Linked DNA regions of Homo sapiens: region 2 is linked to region 1. The links are chromatin loops, found by intact Hi-C in ENCODE. Cell type or tissue: heart right ventricle. All regions are shown on one strand. Links, peaks and the distances in the headings refer to the core of each region. The heading gives the core; the rest is flanking DNA. Region 1 has its middle 42 kb from the start of TCF3. Region 2 has its middle 5.3 kb from the start of ONECUT3.

Evidence for each region. A loop is a pair of places that touch in the nucleus more often than their neighbours do. Peaks named below come from ENCODE experiments on the same cell type or tissue, not always from the same donor. Only the 100,000 strongest peaks of a DNase experiment are listed, where the experiment ranks them.
Region 2: a loop joins it to region 1, with 1.8 times the contacts of the local background. A loop is called at or near these places in 5 of 110 quality-filtered maps.

What each region holds. Positions count from the first base shown.
Region 1 is chr19:1,693,418-1,696,322 of GRCh38, reverse strand. No RefSeq gene overlaps it. Among named protein-coding and RNA genes, the nearest start is that of TCF3, 42 kb to the right of the region's middle. In heart right ventricle, for the core only: no CTCF peak of the experiment used is centred there; no DNase peak of the experiment used is centred there; H3K27me3 peaks cover 782 bases.
Region 2 is chr19:1,746,716-1,749,620 of GRCh38, reverse strand. No RefSeq gene overlaps it. Among named protein-coding and RNA genes, the nearest start is that of ONECUT3, 5.3 kb to the left of the region's middle. RefSeq lists enhancers at 1,136-1,185, 712-1,230, 1,231-1,750, 1,308-2,507. In heart right ventricle, for the core only: no CTCF peak of the experiment used is centred there; a DNase peak (open chromatin) is centred at 1,242; H3K27me3 peaks cover 2,387 bases.

The DNA.
Region 1 (2,905 bases), core at 107-2,606:
TTTATTTTACATATTTTTTAGACAGAGTCTCACTTTCGCCCAGGCTGGAGTGCAGTGGTGCAATCACAGCTTGCTGAGGCCTTGACTTCCTGGGCTCAAGTGATCCTCCCATCTCAGCCTCCCAAGTAGCTGGCACCACAGGCATGCACCACCACTGTATTAGCCTGTTTTCATGCTGCTGATAAAGACGTACCTGAGACTGGGAAGAAAAAGAGGTTTAATGGTCTGGGCACAGTGGCTCACGCCTGTAATCCCAGCACTTTGGGAGGCTGAGGTGGGAAGATCATGAAGTCAGGAGATCGAGGCTATCCTGGCTAACATGGTGAAACCCCATCTCTACTAAAAATACAAAAAATTAGCTGGGCCTGGTGGTGTGCACCTGTAGTCCCAGCTACTCAGGAGGCTGAGGCAGGAGAATGGTGTGAACCCAGGAGGTAGAGGTTACAGTAAGCCAAGATTACGCCACTGCACTGCAGCCTGGGTGACAGAGCGAGACTCCACCTCAATAAAAGAAAAGAAAAGAAAAAAAAAAGAGGTTTAATGGACTCACACTTCCACACGTCTGAGGAGGCCTCACAATCATGGTGGAAGGCAAGGAGGAGCAAGTCATGCCTTACATGGATGGCAGCAGGCAGAGAGAGCTTGTGCAGGGAAACGCCCGTTTTTAAACCATCAGATCTCGCGAGACTCATTTACTATCACGAGAACAGCGCAGAAAAGACCCGCCCCCATAATTCAATCACCTCCCACAGGGTTCCTCCCACGACACGTGGGAATTGTGGGAGCTACAATGCAAGATGAGATTTGGGTGGGGACACAGCCAAGCCATATCCACCACACTTGACTGATGTTTTCATTGTTTTGTAGAGATGGGGTCTCACTGTGTTAGCCAGGAAGGTCTCAAACTCCTGGGCTCGCATGATCCTCTCACCTCGAATTCCCAAAGTGCTGGGATCCCAAAGGCGTGAACCACCTAAAATTTTTTTAATTTTTAAATTTTAAAAAACTTTTAAATTTTTTTAAGCCTAAAATTTTTAAAATTTAATTTATTATTGTGAATTTGACCATTCATCTTTATGCTATGTAATGCCAGGTTTAAATACAACTATTGAAAGAATTTCATCATTTGGTCTGGAAATATTGGCTATGGTTCTTTAAGAACATGTGACTTGTCTACAGAATCACCTAAATTAGGCCATTTGTGTTTTGGAGATTGCATGAGCATATGTGTTTGGTTCTGATGGGAACAACTGAAACACTGAACAAAATTAACCTGTTTTTATTTCACTTTTTCTTTCCTTTTCTTTTCTTTTTTTTGGAGATGGGATCTCACTCTGTTGCCAAGGTGGGAATGCAGTGGTGCAATCACAGCTCACTGCCACCTCAACCTCCTGGGCTCAAGCAACCCTCCAGCATCAGCCTTCAGAGTAGCTGGGACTGGAGGCATGTACCACCATGCTCGGCTTATTGTTTGTTCATTTTTTTGTTTTTTAGAGATGGGGTCTTGCTATGTTTTCCAGGCTAGTCTTGAGCTCCTGGGCTCAAGCAATCCTCCCACCTTGGCCTCCCAAAGCGCTGGGATTACAGGTATGAGCCACCATGCCCAGCCTTTATTTTACCTCTTCGTGCACGCCTATTCTACCAACTCTCTCACACACTCACCTGGTACTCGTTTTGGGTCTCGCTGAACTCTCATGAGCTGTGGGATCCTGGATCTCTGTGCCCCTGGGCATAGTGACCACTAGGTGCAAACAGACCAACATGGAATAGCTAAGCACACACGTTTTCAGGACCTCCCTTGCTCACAGGCTCGCTCCACTGTTCCACTGGACTTCACTTATAAAACACAAGTTCAGGCTGGGCGTGGCCAAGGTGGGTAGATCACGAGGTCAGGAGTTTGAGGCCAGCCTGGCCAATGTGGTGAAACCCCATCTCTACTAAAAATACAAAAAAATTAGCCGGGTGTGGTGGCTCACACCTGTAATCCCAGCTACTTAGGAGGCTGAGGCAGAAGAATCACTTGAACCTGGGAGGCAAAGATTACAGTAAGCTGAGATCACACCACTGCACTCCAGCCTGGGTGACAGAGCGAGACTGCATTAAAAACAAACAAACACACACACACACACACACACACACACACACACACACAAGTTCAAAGATCAAATTAGCAAAAGCATCAAGATGGTGACAGACACCAGAGCATTAAGCCAAACATGAAACCCTGAACCACTGGGCTACACATCCATGAAGCCGGACCAGCCAGATGGGCCTGGTAGACAGCAGGCACTTAACAAATGCTTGCCAAGTAAATCGTTGGAATATGTTGGAGATCATCTAATCTCTGGGGGTTTGCAGTGTTCCTGGCAGCCTCAGAGGCTGTGAACATCTCCCAGCTCCAAGGTAGGGTCAGGAATGGGGGAGTTGTGTAGGGAAGTGTCCTCTGGGCGAGCTGAATAGTGGCCCCCCACAGATGTGCACCCCCGAATCCTAATCCCTGAAACCTATGGATAGGTCACTTTACATCCCTAAAGGGACTCTGCAGATGGGACTAAATGAAGGACCTTGGATAGGAGATCATACTGGATTATCTGGGGGATGCCCAATGTCCTCACAGGGTTCTTTTAAGAGGCGGCGGGAGGGCCAGGAGCAGTGGCTCATGCTTGTGATCCCAGCACTTTGGGAAGCCAAGGTGGGTGGATCACTTGAGGTCAGGAGTTCGAGACCAGCCTGGCCAACATGGTGTAACCCCGTCTCTACTAAAAATACAAAATTAGCTGGGCGTGGTGGCAGGTGCCTGTAATCCCAGCTACTCAGGAGGCTGAGCCAGGAGAATCGCTTGAACCTGGGAGGCAGAGGTTGCAGTGAGCTGAGATGGTGCCACTGCACCCCAGCCTGGGGAGTC
Region 2 (2,905 bases), core at 189-2,688, 53 kb before region 1:
CGCTTGTTTGCGCCGGGGCACCGAGGCTGGGCGGCCGCGGCTGGCCGGGGAGCGGAGGGGTTGGTCCCTGGGGCCCCGCGTCCTCGTCCCCTCCCTCAGCAGCTTGGCCTCCGTCGTCCCAGAGTTCTGGGACACAATTAGAGGAGGGAATTCTATGCCCTCTTCTCGGGGCTCTGTCTGGCAGGCGCGGGAGACGGCCGGGCGCGGGACTTCCGCCGCATCGCCCTGGCCGCGCCTCAGTTTCCCCATCTAGAAAGTAACACGCTGGGGCGGGGGCGTCCGAGGGTGCCCGAGGGGAAGGGTCCGGGCTCAGGCGGGAGGTCAGGCTGCTCTCCTCTCGCGGCCTCCGCCTGCTTTGCCTCCTCTGTGCCCGGCCCGACCGATGCAGGTCAGAGAGCCGGGCTGGGGGTTGAGGCGCAGCCGGAGGGGTCTGGGGACAGGAACGCGCCCCGTCTCGCAGGCCTGGGCCCCTCCTCACTGGACGCCGTTGGAATCGTCTCCCCGCAGCGTGCGCTCAGGAGAAAACCAGTTCGTTTGCTGCAGTTTGCACTGTGGGAAAATGGGGCTTGGCGGCGAGGGGCGCGGGCTGCAGCCCCCGCCGGAGGGTGCGCGGGAGGGGAACGGCCTGGATCAGGGGTTGGGGGCCTGGAGAACGCCCCACTCCAGGGCTCGGCTGACAGCCTGGGGACTGGACGCTGCAGGCCACGGACTTCCCCGACGCAACGAAACCCGCGTTGGGCGCCGCGCTCCGGAGGGGCCCAATCGTCGGCCCAGCGGCGGGGTTCGCGGCCCCCGCAGCTGAGCGGGATCCCGGCGCTGAGTTAAACCACCTGAGCGCCCTCCCTGCCCTGCCAGAAGACAGGCTCCTTTAGCCATTAAACATGTAAATATCTAGATTTAATTCTCTGCGCACTCTTCTGGGATGGAGGCAGCCGGCGGATCCCGGAGCGGGGCTCGGCGGCCCGCGGTGGGTTGGTTTGCGGAGGCGCCGGGCTAGGGGACCCGAGCAAGGCTGCAGCGGGGCTGCCCTCGGGGCGTCTCCAGGGCCGCCGGTTCTGCGGGACCCGAGCTCGCCGGCTTGGACACCTGGGAGTGTCCACTCTGCACCCTGAAAGCCGAGACGAGACGACAGGTGGGTGGGGGGAGCACAGGCCTGGGGGCGCCCACTTCGCAGATGCAGAGACAGAGGTCCTGGTCGGGAGTGAGGACCCCGCCCCGGGAGGGTCCGAGGGGCGTCCCCAGGTGGGTTAGGCTGGGCGCATCTGGCTCTGAGCCTCACCTGGGCCTGGCCTGTTCCGGGCCGGAATGGCGCCTCGATTAAGGCGCGGTTTATCTGGACACGCCCGGGCGCTTTCTGCTGGGTCAGGAAGTGGGGAGAGCACGGCACCTCCTCCCCGCAAGACCGACCAACGCCCACGTCCTTGCCTCTCTCTTTGGGTCTGTCTCGCCTCGTGGACCTCTGGGTGGGGAGGGGGTGTTGGACTGGGGAATGGGGAATGGGGAAAGGGGAAGGGATTCGCACCTCCTTAGGCAGAATCTGCAGACCGGGGATGGGGGAGGGGAACCAGGCCATTCGCTGGATTTAGCAAACTTCTCAGATCACTCCTGCTCCCCTGCCCCCACCACCCTAGAGCTGCGGCCACAGCCTCTGTCCCTCCCGCTGGGGCTCCCATACTTAGGGAGGGGAAAAGTCATCCCCATCCCCCTGAGATCAGAACTGGGGAGGCGGCAGTCCTCCCTTCCTGGAGGAGGAGCCCTGAGGTTGGGTTTTGTAGGATGTGTAGGAGTCCAAGTCAGGTAGGCCAATGGAAGGACGAAAAGACTCCTTGTCATCTGAGGAAGAGGCGGTGGGGCTGGGGAGGCGTCTGGCGTTAGCCCAGTTTCGGGGCCCTCACAGGACTTCATTAGGGAATGTTTGTTGAATGAGTCAATGAGATAAAACTGAATGAAGCTGGGGTGTGTGGGGGGGGGGCATGTGTTCAAAGCCAGGCCTTGAATGCCAGGCTGGGGGTGGTTGGGCCTTCTCTCCCTGGCTGTGAGGCCAAGCAGGGAGGGTCCCGGGCGGCCCTTAGTATAATCCCCCCACCCCACAGGTTAGTACGCACCCAGGGAGGCCATCACAGATGTGGTGGGGTGGAATGACTCACCCCCTCTCCGTGCTGTGCGGTGTGTGTGTGTGTATGTGTGTGTGTGTGTGTGTGTGGCGGGCGGTGGGGGGTGGCGGGCGGTGGGGAGTGGCTGGGGGAGCTTTGTCCCTGGGCCAGCAGGTGAGTCACCTTGCGCTAGAAGAAAGCTTGTTTCTCCCATTGTTCAATCAGCAGCCACCTTCCGGGCTCGCCAGGGGTGGGGTGGCGTCCCCCATTCCCTGGGGGAGGGGTACGTCCTGCAGGTCCCCGCTCTATCTCCTGCCCCATCCCCACTGTACCTGCAGGGAGCTAGGGGCAGGGGTACTCTGAGGAAGCAACTCCAATTATTCCCATTTTTCAGGTGAGGAAACTGAGGCACAGGGAGGTCCTGAGATCTGCCTCAGGCCACCAGCTGGCGAGCTGACCTAGGCCCGAGGGACTGGGCGGCGGGGAGCTGAGTCCCAGCACGCTGAGTCCCAGTGAGTGCGTGCTGTGTGGACACGCTCAGCATCCAATCTGGCTGGCGGTGGAGCCGGTCTCTGGAGAGGGTTGGCCACGCAGAGAGTCTCAGCTGAGCTCCTGAGTAGAAACGCGGATCTCAGTTACAGAGAACGTTCCCTGCGCCAGGGTCCCCCTCCGACCCAGCCCTTCGGGCGATCCCAGGGAGCGCAGGACCCTCTGGACCCGGCAGTTGGGGGAGCTCTTCAGCCTGAGCTGGAGGGGTCCCCCGTTCTGGCCCATGCGCCGGTCAAAGGTGTGGAGGGTATTTGAGGAACCGG